2 separate regions of the Homo sapiens genome follow, and region 2 is linked to region 1. The links are chromatin loops, found by intact Hi-C in ENCODE. Cell type or tissue: OCI-LY7. All regions are shown on one strand. Each heading gives the region's core, and the rest is flanking DNA. Links, peaks and the distances in the headings are about the cores only.

The links. Hi-C counts contacts between places; a loop is a spot of excess contacts. Peaks named below come from ENCODE experiments on the same cell type or tissue, not always from the same donor. Only the 100,000 strongest peaks of a DNase experiment are listed, where the experiment ranks them.
Region 2: it touches region 1 in a loop (4-fold over the local background); 2 of 110 quality-filtered maps call a loop at or near these places.

Annotation. Positions count from the first base shown.
Region 1 is chr7:135,276,465-135,285,513 of GRCh38, reverse strand. The region is part of intron 3 of LOC107984123 (a long non-coding RNA gene); the gene reads left to right. It also overlaps the pseudogene SLC23A4P. Among named protein-coding and RNA genes, the nearest start is that of STRA8, 47 kb to the right of the region's middle. In OCI-LY7, for the core only: a CTCF peak has its summit at 3,866 (motif pointing left); a DNase peak (open chromatin) is centred at 3,833.
Region 2 is chr7:135,706,829-135,715,877 of GRCh38, reverse strand. SLC13A4 (solute carrier family 13 member 4) reads left to right here. Exons shown (of 16, transcript NM_001318192.2): 3 at 7,628-7,764. LOC105375521 (a long non-coding RNA gene) reads right to left here. Exons shown (of 5, transcript XR_928021.3): 5 at 7,282-8,843. Among named protein-coding and RNA genes, the nearest start is that of SLC13A4, 17 kb to the left of the region's middle. RefSeq lists an enhancer at 407-1,273. In OCI-LY7, for the core only: CTCF peaks have their summits at 3,208, 4,633 and 4,835; DNase peaks (open chromatin) are centred at 3,277 and 4,837.

The DNA of each region.
Region 1 (9,049 bases), core at 434-8,433:
CAACTGGTAGTTCTGTTTGACTTCCTTGGGTCACTTTTTCCCTATGCTTACCACATTAACTGGTGACTGGAGTTAAATATCCTGATATAGACTTTGTCAGATATCATCATTTCCATGATTTTCATTTCACTGAATGTCATGCAAATCTTAATCTAACATAAAAGTTCAAGCAACAGACCATGTCCTAATGTGCCAGCATCACATTAGGAATTGGCTGTGTTCACAACGGTCCCTCCTCCTTGCCCATCCAGCTCAGCCAAGTGTACTCTGGGCCCAGTTTTATCAAGACAATAACATTAAATGTGTTCCAGTTTGGTAGAATCAACTCTGATGCCATCGTCTCTCATCTAAGACTGAAGACATATCTAAAAATATTGCTAAGAAATAATTTTACTAGCAACTTATTTTAAAGGTAAAGGGCAAAAGTAGCATCATTTGGTACAGCAGTATTTCTGGTGGCTCCAGTTCTTTCTGCTACCATCTTTTCTCCCCCCACTGGGATGCCTGAGCCCATTCCCTTGCTCCTATTAAAGGAGGAGTATTGGATTCCTTCTCTGTTATCCTTCAAATACTGAGCAGCAAAAGTAACACCATTAAACCTACTTCATGTGTCCTTCCCAAGGTACCTTCAAATGACTTAATAAGTATATTGTAACTGGGTCCTCTCCACTGGGTTGGGTGCATCTTGAAAATACCAGATTTATCAGTACAACTCATAAATGCCTTCAGGGTTCCAACAAGTGAAATTAAATTAATTTGTATTATTCCTACTTTAGGGAACACAATCAAATCCCTAGTCCTGGAAAGATTTCCTTATCTCTCCATTTCTCAACCTATGCCTTAGACAATGCTCCGCTGTTGACTTGCTCTCGTGCTTCTCCTACCCTGGAAAGCCAGGCCTCTGTGTCTTTCTCACCATCATTTTGTTCCTTCAAGCACACATTGCAATTTTTTTCAAAACTGTGCTGCTTTGTAGAAGTGATGTGAAATATGAAGAGGTCATTTGAGATTGTATTTCTTGGTCTACTCTTGCCCCGTTCATGCTGTGAAAAGTGATCCTTGAGCTGTTGATGTGTAAGTTGATATCATGTTGGTGGGTGATCTGGGCTGCCAGTCTTTTTATAGTACTCTGGGTCAGATCTTTAGTTGCAGAATGGGCAAAGCTCAAACCAGAAACATTGTCAATACCAGTTTTTTAAGTCTTTAAATTTCCCTTGCTCTGCGATATGTCCAGGATAGGCAGCCTGCCAGCTCTGTGATGGGCCATAAACCCTCAAAATATATTCCCCCACCAAAGGCACATGAGCCCATTGCTGTTGGCAATCTGGACCGTCCTGGGTGACACAAGTGGCAACAGATGGAGGTGGGGATTATGTTGTTTGTGAGCGTGTGTGTGCATGGCTTGTGGCCCAAGGTGTCATCTTGTGGACTCTAGTGACTACATTCAAAGACATACTTCCCTCTTTTTAAGACTAAGGGGCATCAACATGAACAACCAGTCTCTAAAATTTAACCATGAAGTCCTGTCCCATGAAAGGGAAGAAATGTAAATAGCATTTTCTGTGATTCACTTGCCAGATCAGTTAGTTTATTAACTATGGCCCAGGAATCCATGGAATTACATATGGTATAATTGCTGGTAGGATTTGCATGTGCACAGTTACCACGTCATACACACCTTGGTCCTTTGGACCGACTTAGACTTGCCATACTTCTATCAGGGGCCTTCCGTTGGCTGGACAGAATGTTGCATTCTTCTAGTTCCAGCCTTTCCCAGTTAATTGAGTTCCACCTTCAGAAAGATGCCAACTAGTGCTTTTGAATTCAAAGATTTGTACAATGGGGCCCAAGTCTCTGTTGCTGGATTTAGATTATACTGTGAGGTTTGGCTGCCCTAGGGGATGGGGACTAAATCACTTGCTTGTGGATATTATGTATCTTTCCTGGGTAATTGTCTTTTTTTTTCCTGAATATGACTATTTCCCTGTAATCAACACATTTTGTTTATCAGGCCGTTCCTCATTAGAATGTCTTTCTGACATCACTCAAGACATGATTGACATCTCTGATTTACACTTATTTGCTTATTCATTAGTGGTCTAACCCCAAACAATGCCCAGTGGTGGACTGCTTGGTAATGGTCTTTCAAAGGCAGAGTGGTTGAGTAGCTGCCTTGGGCCACATCTGCACCAAAAGCCCCATGGCAGTGCTGGACACCTGTCTTTTGCAGGGTCAGTCCTCATTCAGCGTAGACTCCATCACCAACACTTCCCATAGCTCAGGAGCACTGTGCCTGTGAGGATGCAATAGACCAATCTGAGCCCTAACTTGTGAATTTCAGCTAGAACCTTCTGTTACTCTTCTCTACTTTCAACGACAGCCTTTTTGCATGTGCCTGTACTCTGACATATAGTCCAAAAGTACAGCCAGATGTAAGTAGACTCAATTGCCTCATCAAATTCCTGTCCTTCCTTTTTATCTCAGGGTGGACCCAGAGTTAACAAGGCATTTCAAGCTTTAAAGAACTGTTCCATGTAGCTCTAGACCAAGATATACCTAAGGCCTTCACCCGTCAAGCTGGTGGGGCCTGGAGTTTTGCCAGGTCGGTTGTCCAATCTCAGAGCGGTATGTGCTGCACTACCTTTTCCAAATCAAGAAGTTCTTCAGCGAAGTCTATTCATATCGTATCATCAATAGAATGAATCACAGCACACATGCAGTTTGTGGGTTTGTGGGGTTTCCTGTTTTTGTTGCTTTTTGCTGTCCCCCGGGGAGCCTATACTTGGCTTTGGTAAATCCAAATTAAAACTGGGCATCTGCTCTGCTAGATTCCAGGGCAGGGTTTCCCTACACTCAGCCCCGCTGAGAACTACGATTCCTTATGTAAGAATCTGTTGCCTTCCTACTTCCCAAGAAATAAGATCTGACAAGTTAATTCGTCTTTACTCCTAGTTAAGCCCTTCTGCTGCTCAAATCCTTCCTGTATTTTAATGCAATGTCTGCCTCTATCACTGCAATGGAACAACTGAAAAAACTTCAGTATGGCTGGGTGTGTTGGCTCATGCCTATAATTCCAGCACTTTGGGAGGCTGAGGCGGGCAGATCACCTGAGGTCAGCAGTTTGAGATCAGTCTGGCCAACATGATGAAACCCCATCTATATGAAAAATACAAAAATTAGCCGGGTGTGATGGTGCACGCCTGTAGTCCCAGCTACTCGGGAGGCTGAGACACGAGAATCTCTGGAACCTGAGAGGCAAAGGTTGCAGTGAGACGAGATTGTGCCATTGCCGTCCAGCCTGGGCAACAGAGCAAGACTCTGTCTAAAAATGCAAAAACAGAAAACTTCAGTGCATTTAGAAGCAGTTGCCTTGTGTTTTGAGGACGGTGGACAACAGTTATGGAAAGGAATGTTCCTGGGGGCCTGAACAGTATCAGTAGTGAGAGTGGATGTTTAGGGATTTGGGTCATGCCCTGCCAGCACTGAGGACTAGATTCCAAGTGACAGAGGCATTCTTATTTTCTTTAATACATTTGCTGTTTACTTTTGTGCTTGTGATATGTAGAATCCTCTAAAGCAGTTTGCAAAATATGGCTCTTGGACCAAATCCAGCCTGTGACCTCTTTTCCTTTAATGGCCCATGAACTAAGAATGCTTTTAAAGGTTGTTTTACAAAAAGATCGTGCATCAGAAACTACATGTGGCCTACAAATTCTAAAATATTTACTATCTGGCCTTTTACGGAAAAAGTTTGCCAATCGTTGCTCTGAAACAGAGGGCCCAGGTCTAAGGGAGCCATCTTCACCCACACTGCCCCCAAGTGTCCAACACAGTGTGTCACAAACCTGGGGTCTTAGCTGTGGTATTTTAGCTCCCTCTGCTGGGCCAATGTTTTTCACCAGTGCTGTAAACACGAGAAAGTTCTTGCTAATTGCAACTTCATCTTATTAATTGATGATTGATTGGTTTTATTCACCGAGTCAGCCTATTGGAAGGGAAGATAGATTCCTCATGTTTCACTAAGTTATACTGATCCACACACATCTCAAGGTTTGAAACCACTGACGGTCAGCCGACCAATTATACAGCACAATACTAGCCACAGATGAAAGTGACAGCAATATGGAACCAACAGGATTATCATTACTCATTGGGATGCAAGAAGTAGTGGAGAGGGAAAAGTGAAAGATGATTCTGTTTTGCGGGAATGGTGGTTGCAGAAAAAGTAGAAAACCGTGGGAAGAAACGGCAAATTCAGTTTTCAACACCTTAGACCAATTTAAACGTCATCCTCCAGTATCATGGTAGTTTGAGCTAACATAGAACCCACAAACATTACCAACACCTGAAAATGCTGGATGAACGGTTATTAAATCCAGAATCAAGTTCAAAACCAAGGAGGAAAACCTTACTTTCTAGAAACAAAGATGGGAATTATAGCCAGGATCATGTGGCTTATGATGGTTAGGTAAAGAATCAGACCCAGATATAGGACCGAAGGCTAGGAGCTTGGGTTGTAATGATCAACTGGGATCTGGAAGAGCACCCACTTCAGTGAGCGTGGGAAATAATAACGCTACCATTCCAGGGAATAAACAAGGAAACTTTTATTCTTCCTAGAGGTCTGTGGGAAGTGTTAGAATATGGAGTTGCATGAAAAATAAGGACTCCAACTCTACAACACGTGAACACATATGGGTGTGGTGGAAAGATTTGCAAGCTCAGAAATTAAAGCTAAAACTGGTCCTGCCAATAAAATACCTGTGGTTCTCACAGAAGAAAATGTACAATTATTCTTTAGGGATATTTCCACATTCTAAAGCACGTAAGACACAGGGAAGAAAAAGAATGCCCCTGAAGAAGAGTTCACAGACATAAATTTTGTCATTTCACACCAGGTAATAATGTATTATGAGAGAGAATCAGTAGAATCCAGAGCTAATAGAACAATTTAAAAGATAATAGTAAATCAATATGTTTAAAATAATTAAAGAGACTCAAGAAGCAATAGAAACCATAATCTAGAAGATAAAATGAAACAAGAACAAGGAAATTTGAACATAGAACCAAATAGAAGTTTAGTAATAAAAACAAATAAAGTCACTGCAATTAAAAAATGCATTTAATGAGTTAAACAGCATTTAGACACAGCTAAAGAGATATTCATGAATTGAAAGATTATCTAAGGAAATAATCCAGAATGCAGCACTGAGAGATAAAAAGATGGGAAATGTGAAATAGAGGATGAGAAATATGAAACAGAAGTTAAGAAATGTGAAGCTAGACTGAGAAGTCCAGCATGTTTCTAACAGGAATTCCTGAAAGTGATAATGAGAAAATGGAAAAGTGATAGTATTAGAAGTGATATAATGGCTAATACTATTTTGGAACAGATAAATATGAATATTCAGATTTTAAAAGCACATGTAGTCCCAAGTGTAATAAACAATTAAGTCTACAATTAGATATATCATAATGAAACTGCAATACAAATACAAAGAGAAAAATCTTAAAAGTAATAAGACAGAAAAAAATGCCTACAAAAGAATAGCAATTGGACAGTTAGCAGCCTTCTCACTAGCAACGGTAGAGGCTGGAAGACAATGGAATATTTTCAAAATGCTAAGAGAAAATATTATCATCCTAGAATTCTATCCCACTGTAGAACCCCACATCAGGCAACACTGATAGCAAAATAAAGACATTTTCAGGTAAACGAAGACTAAGAGTTTATCAGTCACAGACCCTTATTAAAATAATTATTAAAAGCTAAACTTCAGGAAAAAGGAAATGGAATCTCGAATGAAAGAGTGGTGGAAAAGAAGCTATAAGTGAGCAGAGGAACATATGGGTAGAAAACATAGGTGGGTTAGTCAGCTTGGGCTGCCACAACAAAATACTATAGCTGGGTGCAGTGCCTGTATATGTCTGTAGTCCCAGCTACTTCATAGGCTAAGGCCAGAAGATTGCTTGAGTCCAGGAGTTCGAGACCAGCCTGGGCAACATAGTGAGACCCTGTCTTTACAAAACAAAAACAAAAACCAACCATAGACTGGGTGGCTTGAACAACTGAAATTTATTTTTTCACAGTACTGGAGGCTGGAAGTCTGAGATCTGGATGCCAGCATGGTCAGCTTCTGAGGGGTGCTCCTTTCCTGGCTTGCAGATGGCCACCTTCTAGCTGTGTCCTCACAAAGACTTTCCTTGGTACATGCAGAGAGAGAGAGGAGAGAAGACAGAGAAAAATCTCTTCTCTTTATAAGGGTACTAAGCCCATCAAAGGGGCTTTTCCCTTATGTATTAGTCTGTTTTCATGCTGCTGATAAAGACATACCCAAGACTGGGTAATTTATCAAGAAAAAGAAGTTTAATGGACCAAACAGTTCCAGGTGGCTGGGGAAGCCTCACAATCATGGCGGAAGGTGAACGGCACGTCTTACATGGCAGCAGGCAAGAGAGAATGAGAGCTAAGTGAAAGGGGAAACCCCTTATAAAATCATCAGCTCTTGTGAGACTTATTTACTACCATGAGAACAGTATGGGGGAAACCACCCCCATGATTCGGTTCTCCCACTAGGTCCCTCCCACAACATGTGAGAATTATAGAAGCTATAATTCAAGATGAGATTTGGGTGGGGACACAGCCAAACCATATCACTTTATGACCTCATCTAAACCTAGTTTCTTCCCAAAGGCTCCATCTTCAAACACCATCATATGAATTTTGAGGGAACACAAACGTTTACTTCACAGTACTAGGTAAATCCAAATAAGCACTAATTGTAGGAAAATATAATAAAAACAATAATGAGCAATGGCAGTGGAAAAATAAACAAATATTTGACAACAATAGCAGAATGGTGGTAGAAGTTCAAGTTTTCTAAGGTCACTGTACTATTTGATGGGAGACTAGACATTTTATTTACCCATGGGCAGTGTTAAGTGAACAATTCACATTAAAAAGTTGTGAGCAACTTCTAAAAGAATAAAATAACAAGTCGAACATCCAAACAGTAAAATAAAATGGGGAAATAAAGCAAACTTAATCCAGCAGATAAGTTGGCAAATTGCAGCCCAGGAGCCAGATCTGGCCCATCACCTCCTTTAGAGCAGACAGCCCACGACCAAGCATGGTTTTACATTTTAAGTGGTTAAAAAAATCAAAAGAAGAACATTTCATGACACATCAGAATTATCTGAAATTCAAATGTCAGTGTCTATAAGTGAAGTTTTATTGGAACACAGCTACACTCATTTCTTCACATCTTGTCTGGAAAAGTTGTGACAGAGCCCGTATGGGCATAAAGCTGAAAATATTCACTTTTTTGGTCCTTTACAGAAAAAGTTTGCATAGCCGGGCGTGGTGACTCACGCCTGCAATCCCAGCACTTTGGGAGGCCCAGGCGGGCAGATCACGAGGTCAGGAGTTCAAGACCAGCCTGACCAACATAGTGAAACCCTGTCTCTACTAAAAATAAAAAAAAAAATTAGCCGGGCATGGTGGCGCGCACCTGTCATCCCAGTTATTCAGGGGGCTGAGGCAGGAGAATCGCTTGAACCCGGGAGGCGGAGGTTGCAGTGAGCTGAGATCGTGCCACTGCGCTTCATCCTGGGTGACAGAGTGAGATTCCGTCAAAACAAACAAACAAAACAAAACCAAACAAAACAAAGAAACCCAGAAAGTTTCCCGACCTCTGCAATAGAAACTAGGAAAACAGAAAAATGCTGCAGCAAGATGTTCAATACACGACCGAGTGTGCTAGTGTTGGGAGTCGCCAACATCATCATCATTGTGACTACAATCAATAATTAATTTTGAAGCCTATTTCCTGAAAAGCTTTGTTCAGCGAAAAAGTCCAACACGCAGTTGGAAATACAGACTGGAGGGAGGAGGGAAATCAGAGTTCTCCTTCTCTCAGTTCCTTTGGGGTCCAGCTTTGCCCCTGCACTGCCTAAGAACCGCCTAGGGGTCACCAGATTTCACCATGGGCTGCAGCATCCAGAACTGTCACGGTGGCCTGGGCCGCGCCTAGGGGCTGCAGCCTCCGGGACTGTTACGGTGGCCTGGGCCGCGCTGAGGCCCACAGTCCTGAGCACTTCTCCCCTTCGGCTGCAGGGTGCTATCATGGTCACTTCCTGTGTCCGGATGCTGGTGGGCTTCTCAGGCCTGACTGGCTTTCTCATGGGTTTCATCTGCTCCTTGGCCGTTGCTCCAACTAACTGCCTAGTGGCCCTGCCCCTCTTGGATTCTGCAGGCAATAATGCCGGGATCCAGTGGGGGATTTCTGCCATGTAAGTGCTCCCTGGGGAGGGAGTGCCATGTACGTTCTCTTTGGTGGAGAGTCACCCAGAAAGAATAATGGAGGGCCTGGATATTGGTAAACTCTTGTGGTTTACAAAGACTTTCATGAATGTTATCAAACCTTAAAAAGCATCAAAGTTGTTACCCATAATTCATCGTGACTGCTCATTATTATTATCCTATTTGTATTCACAATGAGGCGGAGGTTTCAGCGAGGAGAGATTGCGCCACTGCGCTCCAGCCTGGGCAACAAGAACAAAACTCCATCTCAAAAAAAAAAAAAAATAGAAAAGAAAGGAAAACAGATTCACAGGTGTTGGGAAAAGCTGAGTGTTGGGAGAAGCTGAGGCAGGGCTTGCATGTCTGACATAATGTAAAAGAGTCTCGGAACATGTCCGGGGTCCAGGGCCTAAAACCCCTTGTGGCCTTTGGAACACCAAGCTCTGTGCTAAATGGTGGAAGGCTGCCCTGCCGCACCATAATCTAATCCTAGGGCATAAAATCCCTCATGGCTTGGATAGAATCCAGGGCTTGTGGCTCTAGAATGTGTCTAGACTTGCTGGCTCCTTGATCTCCCAGGATCAATTGTATCTTGAGTTAAAAGAACCTGCTCTCCATTATCTCAAGTAGCAGAGCAAATGCTAAACCATCACAGCTGTAAATCATGGGCTTAATACAATGTGCCCTTTCAACCTCCACATTCTCACCACCTGTTTCTTTGTTGCATTACCAATAAATAGCATGGGC
Region 2 (9,049 bases), core at 354-8,353, 430 kb before region 1:
TATTTTAGGTTTGTGTGTGTTTGTTTTTATTTTGGCTCCATTGTGACTCTCACTTACCGTCATTATATCTGCCTCTGAAGTCCTCTAAGCCCCTTCTAATGTGTTGCTCCAAAAGTTTATAGCCTGGGCATGATACCTGTGTCAATCAAGTTAACTAAGATTTACTGTCTATAGGAGAATGGCATAGAGGTGGGCACCACAGGGCTCTCCGGTGAAGTAGAAAGCATGGGTTGGATATTGGGGATTGGGAACAAACAGCTCTCCAGGAGGCCCAGGGTTAGGGTGTACTTCAGGAAGTAATTGCATGTGCTCTTTGTCTCTATCCTTTCCCCAGCACACACACTGGCACACACTCACACACTCACATACACACTCCTACACACCCACTCATACATACACATACACACACTCATATGCACTAATGCACATTCACACACTCATACACACGCTCACACACTCATACACACACTCATACACACATGTTCACACATACACACTCACACACTCATACACATACACTCATACACACGCTCACATATACATACACTTACTCACACACATACACATGCTTAGATATACGTACACTCACACACACTCATACACTCATACACATGCCCACACTCATACACATACACATACACACATACACTCACATATACACACTCATGCACACATACACTCATACACACTTATATACCCATATACACATATATACTCTCACACACTCATACACACATTCTCACACACGCATACACACATAAACTCATACACGCTCACACACATACACTTATACACACACATCATACACACACACATTCACATACACACTCATACCCTCACACACATTCACACTCACATATACACAAATACACACTCACATATACACACACATACACACACTTTCACATACACACTCACACACACTCTCACCTGGGCCCAGCCAGCGGTCTCTGGCCCTGCGCTGCAGGCCTCGGGCTGGTGTCACTCAGCTTCCAGCTCCCGCAGGGGCAGGAGAGGAGTACAGGCTGCGCCCGCTGGGATAACCCGCAGCCGCTGCCGCCTGGTGCCGCCGGAGTCGGCTGTCATCAATCCGCTTCCCTGCTGGCTCCTGATCTTTCTGACCCGCCAGATTCCTGCCCTCTGACTCGTTACCCTGACTTTCTCTGTTTGAGTAAGCCTGGGGGCATTTCATAAAGCACTCTCAGCTCTGCCTTTCCCATCTCTCCTCGCCATGGAGGCTGACCGGTCCTCTGCATGCGGGCCCGTGGGCATGTGGGCTGGACATCCAGCTGGCCACCTGCCTGAACCCCAGGCTGCCCTCACCCTCAGCCACCCAGACGCAGCCCCAGGGCTGAGCTCCACACTGGGCCTTCAGTGGGAGCCTACAGACCTTGCAGCCTTTCGAGACCAAGCTAATGTTTCTGGGGGGAAGAGCAGCTCCCTGTGAACCACCACCTGACCAGCAGCCCCTTGGCTCGTGGCTCAGAGCCCAGACCCTTGCCTCAGCTTCCCCATCTGGGTAGTTCATACAGTCCCAAAGAAGAAACTGGGCAGGGGTGGTGGCGGTTATGAATCAGTGTCTCCAGTCATGCAGGAGTTGGGCCAGCTTCTGGGTCATGCCAGCACCCATCTGGGTCTCTCTACTTTAGACTTCTCTAGGGCAGGATTTGCAAAGAATGTTTTTTTAAGCAATGAAACCTTTTCTTTAAACCAAATCTTAGAAGACTCAATATATAAAACAGATGGAACCAGGAATGCAAATCAGGTGATGAGAAGGGTGTCTGAGCCCCTGCTAGGGGCTTACCCGGCAGAAACAGCATTCCTGCCCCCAGGGAAGGTGGAAAGGAGACACTGCTGGCTTGGCTGTGCTGCTTGGACACTAACTGGAATGGAGTCCTGTGGGGCTTCAGCCCTGGCAGGGCTTAGCTTAGCACTGAGCGGGAGCCAGGCCAGGTATCTGCTCCCAGGGTTCAGAGAATTTCACTGCAAAATTGTTCAGATGAGGCTGGGCACAGTGGCTCACACCTGTAATCCCAGCACTTTGGGAGGCCAAGGTGGGAGGATCACAAGGTCAGGCGTTGAAGACCAGCCTGGCCAACATGGCGAAACCCCGTCTCTACTGAAAATACAAAATTAGCCGGACACAATGGTGGGTGCCTGTAGTCATAGCTACCGGGAAGGCTGAGGCAGGAGAATCATTTAAACCTGTAAGGCCAAGGTTGCAGTGAGCCGAGATCAGGCTACTACACTCCAGCCTGGGCAACAGAGTGAGACTCTGTCTCAAAAAATATATAAAATAAAAAACACATAATTAAAAAAAAATAAGAGCCCACCTGCATTATCTTATGTGTAAAGCCCATGTCACAGCAGATTAAATTAGCTATGTAGCATCACTGTGGCCCTTAAAAAATTGGTGACAGAGGTACAGAGGTTCATTAGCTTGTCCAATAGCAGGTAACTCATCTGAACTTCAGAGCCCAAGATTGCTATAGCTATTCCTTGTCAAGGGGACCTCCTTGAGCCCATCTTTCCTAAAACACAGTCCAGAAACACCTCTGCTCTCCAAGTTCAGTGATGTGGCATACTGAGAAAAACCACAGAGCAGAAAAGCAGAAAAAGCAATCAAACCACCATGCAAATGTCCTAAAATCCATGCACTTTACTCCTGGGGAGGAACAGCCATTTAGAATCTAATTTCTCTTTACAAAAAACTCTAACAATCTTCGTTATCTGGCTTCCCAGCTCACAGGATGTGAGTCTGGGAAATTATAAAATGGGGAAAGGAATGCTAATGGCAAGCATCCTCACATCGGGAAAATGCAGCCGCCTAAGAATGAGACGGGAAACCAGCAAAATGCAGACCCAGGGACCAGAGAAGGACCAGCAGCCTGGACAGCTAGCCAAGGGCAAGAGCGATAAGAGGCTCCCTGGGCAGAGGCTATGATGGGGAGAGTTGGCACATGTCTCACAAGAAGCCGGGGAGAATGCACAGGCTCTGTTGATAAAGGCAGGAAATCTGCAACACACTCTAGAAAACAATAACAATCATCCTCGAGAATCTTGGAAGTCTGGTGTTCCCTGGGAGGCTCTGAATAACCCAGGTGTTATTGTGAAAGAAAAATCAATGGGCTAGAAAACTAATAAACAACACCACTGAACAGAATTTTAATTTCTAAAAATGAAAAAGCAGCCCTGTGGCTTTGCTCTGTGCATGGATGAGCCCACTCTGTGTGCTAATGGCCTCAAACCAGCTCAGCCTTTAGATGGAGCACTTCACAACAGGAAGAGTCACCAGGGATCCTGGCCATCAATGTGGCAGGCCATGCCAGCTGGTTTGCACGTGTCATTTAATCTCTGTAATAACCTTATGAGGTAGGGACTCACATAACCTTCCTTCCTTTTTTTTTTTTTTTTTTAGATGAGAAAATGAAGCCCAGAGAGGCTGAATACCTTGTCTAGGGTCACACAGTGGAGTCCCGGCTGACTCCAGAGTCCTCCCTCTTCCCCACTCAGTGATGTTACCTCTGTAATCACAAACTATATCCTGAGCCCCAGGCCGTGTCTCCCGAGCACATAGTATCACTTACAAGGGAGCAGGAAAGACATGAGAATAGAGCTGAGCCCACCAAACACCCAGCACAGAGCCAATATCCCACTGAAGCTGGGCCTGGAGTTCAGACTGGCCCTGCCCTGGGCATTTAAGGCCAGTGTCAGGACTGCGATTATAAATGAAGATAAAAAATGTGTACCAGTGGGCTGGGTGCAATGGTTCATGCCTGTAATCCCAGCACTTTGGGAGACTGAGATGAGCAGATCACTTGAGGTCAGGAGTTTAAGACCAGCCTGGCCAACAAGCTGGTTAAAGCTCGTACCTACTAAAAAAAAAAAAAAAAAAAAAAAAAAAAAAAAAAAAATCCAAAAACATTAGCCAGGTGTAGTGGTTTCACTAAGGAGGTTTCCTTAGTTTTTCTAAGCACCTGTAGCTCCAGCTACTTGGGAGGCTGAGGCAGGAGAATTGCTTAAACTCAGGAGGCAGAGGTTGTAGTGAGCCGAGATTGCGCCACTGCACTCCAGTCTGGGCCACAGAACAACTCTCTGTCTCAAAAAAACAAAAACAAAAACAAAAACACGACAAGAAATGTGTGCCAGCTCATGCTGTCTGGGAGACCCAGAAAATCCCCCTAGAGTTGAATCAGATGGGGGTTTCCAGTCGGCTCACCGTGTGGCAGGCTGTCTAGGAGGCTTCGGATTCAGATGGCCCTGAAGTGGTATCCTGCCTCTGCCCTTACACTGTGACCTGGGAGATGCTCCCTAAACCCCCAGTTTCCTCATCAGTAAACTGAGATACGGATAGTGCTGCTTCATAGCACTGCTGTGGAGCTCAAATGAGAAAGTGAATGCAACATGCAAAATGCCGGCACTAGAAGGCTCTCCATATTCCTGGTTGCTTTCCTCTGCCTCCAAGTGGAACCCAGAGAAAGTGGCCTACCTGTCATTTAGGCACTGAGCATCCTAAAAGGCCATCACAGCCAAACCGGTGTTCTAGAATGGGATATGATAGAGGCAGAAAACGTAGCTCTTGTCAGTCAGTCCCTGGGGAAAGACACCCCAGTCGCACTGACTTGAAAAGCTTCGCAGGGCTGTGTCATGGGGCTGGTGGAAAGACCATCTCCCACAACGGTCCCGCATCTTCTGTGGGTTTCTCTCCTCGGTAGACAAGAAAATAAAGCTCCAGTTGTGCCACAAAGCCGCCTCCACAAAGCCTGGGAAAGTAACCAGGCAGTGAGAAAGGCCCTTGAACCTCCAAGTTCAACCACTTCCCTAGGACAATCCTGCAGTGCCTCCTGCTCCCGCTAGGGGGCCGCTCCCCCAACCCCACCCCCGCCCCCACCACCATGATCACCGCCCTCTCAGAGTGGACTCTGCCACGGAGTCACAAGCTGTCCAGAGCAGGGGGCCTTCCCTGCCCCCAGGGGGCATTCGTGACAGTAGTCCGCTGAGGAATGGGCTTAGAGACAAACACTGGGTTAACCAGAAGCAGGGGCTTTTCCCCCCAGGAAATGGTCACAGTGAGGGCAGATGTCCCTTCTCCTACACAACCCTCATCAACCAGATGCAATGAAATGTCCATAGGGCAAAAGAGAGAAAGGAGAGATGGAGCAGCCTGCCTTTATTTTGGTTTTGATGTTATCAAAGTGTTTCGTGCACAAAGTTTAAAAATCAAATACTTTAATACTGAACGCTTATAATGAAAAGTCAGCAGTCTCTTTCCTCATCCCTCCCACTTCCCCCCCTACCAAGTCCCACCCCACCCTCAGAGTCAATAACTTGTAACTTTGTTAACAGCTTCTTCTGTCATTAAGCTCCATTCCCATATGATATTCTTATATTAGTCCTTGAGTTCTCACTTTAAGCGGCTATCAGTTGACTTCTTGTTATAGCAGATGAAGATTTTTTCTTTTTGTTTTTTGTTTTCTTTTTTGAGACGTAGTCTCGCTCTGTCGCCCAGGCTGGAGTGCAGTGGCGCGATCTCGGCTTACTGCAAGCTCTGCCTCCCGGGAAGATTTTTTCTTTTACATCCCCCACTTCGCCTTCTACCATCCTCCCAATATGCTCAATCACAATTTTTGTTAATTCAATAATCAAAATTAGTATGATCATGTACATATTATTTCAAATGCTATGTATTTTACTATGTATTTCCTTTCCTGTTGAATTTTTATTTTTGCTGCAGTTAAAAATGTTCTTGTTTTCTCACTTTAAGAGGGTTTTTCAATTAGAAGTTAGACTTTTCTATAGCTTTTCCTCTCAATTTCTGTATGGTTCCTCCAGTTGGAAGCAATTCTCATGTATGTGACAAATATTTATTGAGCATCTACTTTTGCATATTATTCTACTAGGTGTTAAGATATATAGAAGGGAACCATTCACAGCCGAAAAATTTAGTTGAGAGACAAGAGAAGTACACATACAAAAATAAACAAACAACAGTACAATCAGGAAGCAATCATTCAAGCATTGCTCCAAGTGCTCTGTGGTGTGCGGAATTAATGGTGCCCAGGAGGAATATTCTGGAATCAGAGGCTAGGGCCACAAGAAAGGTTTTTTCTAGAGGATGCCAGGCCTGAACTGGGCTTCAAAGTCTGATTGGAATGTACAGGCAGAGATGGAAAGAGAGAATGTTCCAAGTGAGAGAATCAACAAAGATTTGGTCCATGAACCTCAAACATGCGAAACATCTTTTTAACTGCCCTATGTCTCAACTTCCCCATCATTAAATTAAAAAGTAGAAAGGAGTTTATAACTGGTACTGTGGCCACTAAGGAAGAGAAAATCCCTACTCGTAGAAAATATACCCTGAGCCTGGGAGGTTGAGGCTGCAGTGAGCTGTGATCATGCCACTGCACTCCAGCCTGGGTGACAGAGTGAGACCCTGTCTCAAATTTTTTTTTAAAAAAAAAAGAAAGAAAGGAAAATATACACTGAAGTATTTAGGGGTAAAGGACCAGCCAAAATGTGTGTAACTTACCCTCAAATGGTTCAGGGAAAAAAAAAAAGAGTGTATAGGTATTCCTTGTACTATTTTCATTTTTGGAATTCATTGGAACTTGAGAATTATTGGGAATTATTTAAATTTTTAAAATTAAGGCCGGGTGCGCTGGCTCATGCTTCTGATCCCCGCAATTTGGGAGGCCGAGGTAGGAGGATCACGAGGTCAGGAGATTGAGACCATCCTGGCTAACACAGTGAAACCCCATCTCTACTAAAAATACAAAAAAAATTAGCCAGGCATGGTGGCAGGCACCTGTGGTCCCAGCTACTCGGGAGGCTGAGGCAGGAGAATGGCGTGAACCCAGGAAGCGGAGTTTGCAGTGAGCCGAGATCGCACCACTGCACTCCAGCCTGGGCGACAGAGCGAGACTCCATCTCACAAAAAAAAAAAAAAAAAAAAAAAAAAAATTGAGCAAGACTCTGTCTCAAAGAAAAACAATAATGAGGATATGATGTTAAATGAAAAAAAGGCAAGATATAAAAGTATACATACTGTATAAATGCATTTATCTATATAGGTATAGGAAAAATGGAAGAAACTATAAGTATTTACAGTAGCATGATTAAGGGTAATTTTGTCTTTAACTTTTTTTATATTTTGAAGTTTTCCATACTGAGTATGTATTAATTTTCTAATAGAAATGAAATGAAAATAATTTTCTAATATTTTCTAAAAACATTAAAAATTAGGTTTGGGGAGAAACCTAGGGTTATTTTAAAAGATCAATATAAAATTATATGTGTTTATTCTTTAAAATCATATTCACATCATATTTAAATACAGTGGTTTTATGTTTTCCAAAGTGGAGAAGAACATCTATCCTATAGAGTTATGGGCCAGATTGAATGAAATAATCTGTCAAGTACTTAGCACAGTGCCTGCCCACAATGAACGCTCAGTAGATGTGACTCTAGGATGGGCGGCTATTTCAATAATCCTCACCCCCCTGCCTCCCCTTCGCCAGCCTCTTTGATTGAGAACAGGTTTTATTGGGTATGGCCCATTCTCCCAGCTGGTGCTGGGCCCTGGGTCTTTGGTCCGGGAGGGTGACTGACATGCCTGGCCTCCCTACAGGTGGCGGCGGAGTACTTCAAGAACACCACGCTGCTGCTGGTGGGGGTCATCTGCGTGGCGGCTGCCGTGGAGAAGTGGAACCTGCATAAGCGCATTGCTCTGCGCATGGTCTTGATGGCCGGAGCCAAGCCGGGCATGTAAGTCTTATTTGGGATGCCAGGACATAGGGCATCCTTCTAGCTCCCAGTGTGCCACCAGGACAGTGGTCTCAGGTCACTGCGGGATGTCCACTTCAGCTGTTTTTTTACCAAAGGGTCGGGCTGACACCAGAGCCATAGGACCCGTCCAGGGAGAGGGCCTGTGATCATGGAGTAGAGATTTAAACCTGTGACCTTGCTATCATTATCCAAAGAATTTACCCATTGACCTAGGCTGCAAGGGCAGCAGCTTACAACATATAGGGGCCCATCAGGTAAAACAGGATGGACCAAGAGAAATTGTTTCCCAACCTGTTTCCTGTGTATCAGGGAACAGGCTGGACCGGAAGTGGCTGTCTTCTCCTTTGTCACTGAAGGAGACGGGAATGTTTCCTCCCATCCACCCTGAGTTTTTGTCATCAGTTCAGACCACAGACCCAGTTAGAGACACTGCATTTGACTGTGATGCGGGAGGGAGTCCCACCCTCGGGGAATGTGTTACGGTGTCAAGGTTGAGTTTTGTGTTAGCTTCAGCAATGTTCCATTTGGATTCCCCTGCCTGTACCTTCCCTTTTGGAATATCCTGCTCACCTCCTTCTAGTTTACAACTTTCTTGCTGTATTTTATGTAAGCTGCCCTGACTCCTATGGGAGTCAACACGAGTATAAATAAATAATATAGTATTGGTTCTCAGTATGAGTCATTTAGATGACTATAGGTTATGCTTAAAAGCATGTTCCTGTCTCCCAGATTGTCAAACAGGTCTGATAACTACAGCTTAATCCACCCCCTAACTCAGTAATAATCTTGCCCCTACACTCAACCTCCCAGGCACACAGTGGCATTTCGTCACATCATATGGAGACTCTGTGGCTCTTTAAAATCTCTGTGTACTATCTGCAAGAATTTTTATCCTCTCACATTTCCACTCCTCCCTATTTACATCAGTCAGCAAGTTGCCACCCCCAGAGGCAGTTACCCGTGTAGGTACAGAATTGGCAAAGTCAAGTCGCTGTCAGCCAATGGAGTCCACATGATAAACGTACTGTCCCCAAGTTGTGCAAAGTCAGTGATTCCACCTAAAATAATAAACACAGTAGTCTTTATGTTGGCTTATCTTATGGAAACTAGGACATGTCTGTACAGGCACACATTGCACAACGTTCTCAAAGCCAAAGAGAAATAATTAGAGGGTTAACCTTGTTAGTGTTTTTCTCCAAGTGTTGACGCTTTAAGATGTCAGCTGGAAAAGTGCACACAGTGACACGGGACACTTCTGTGACTT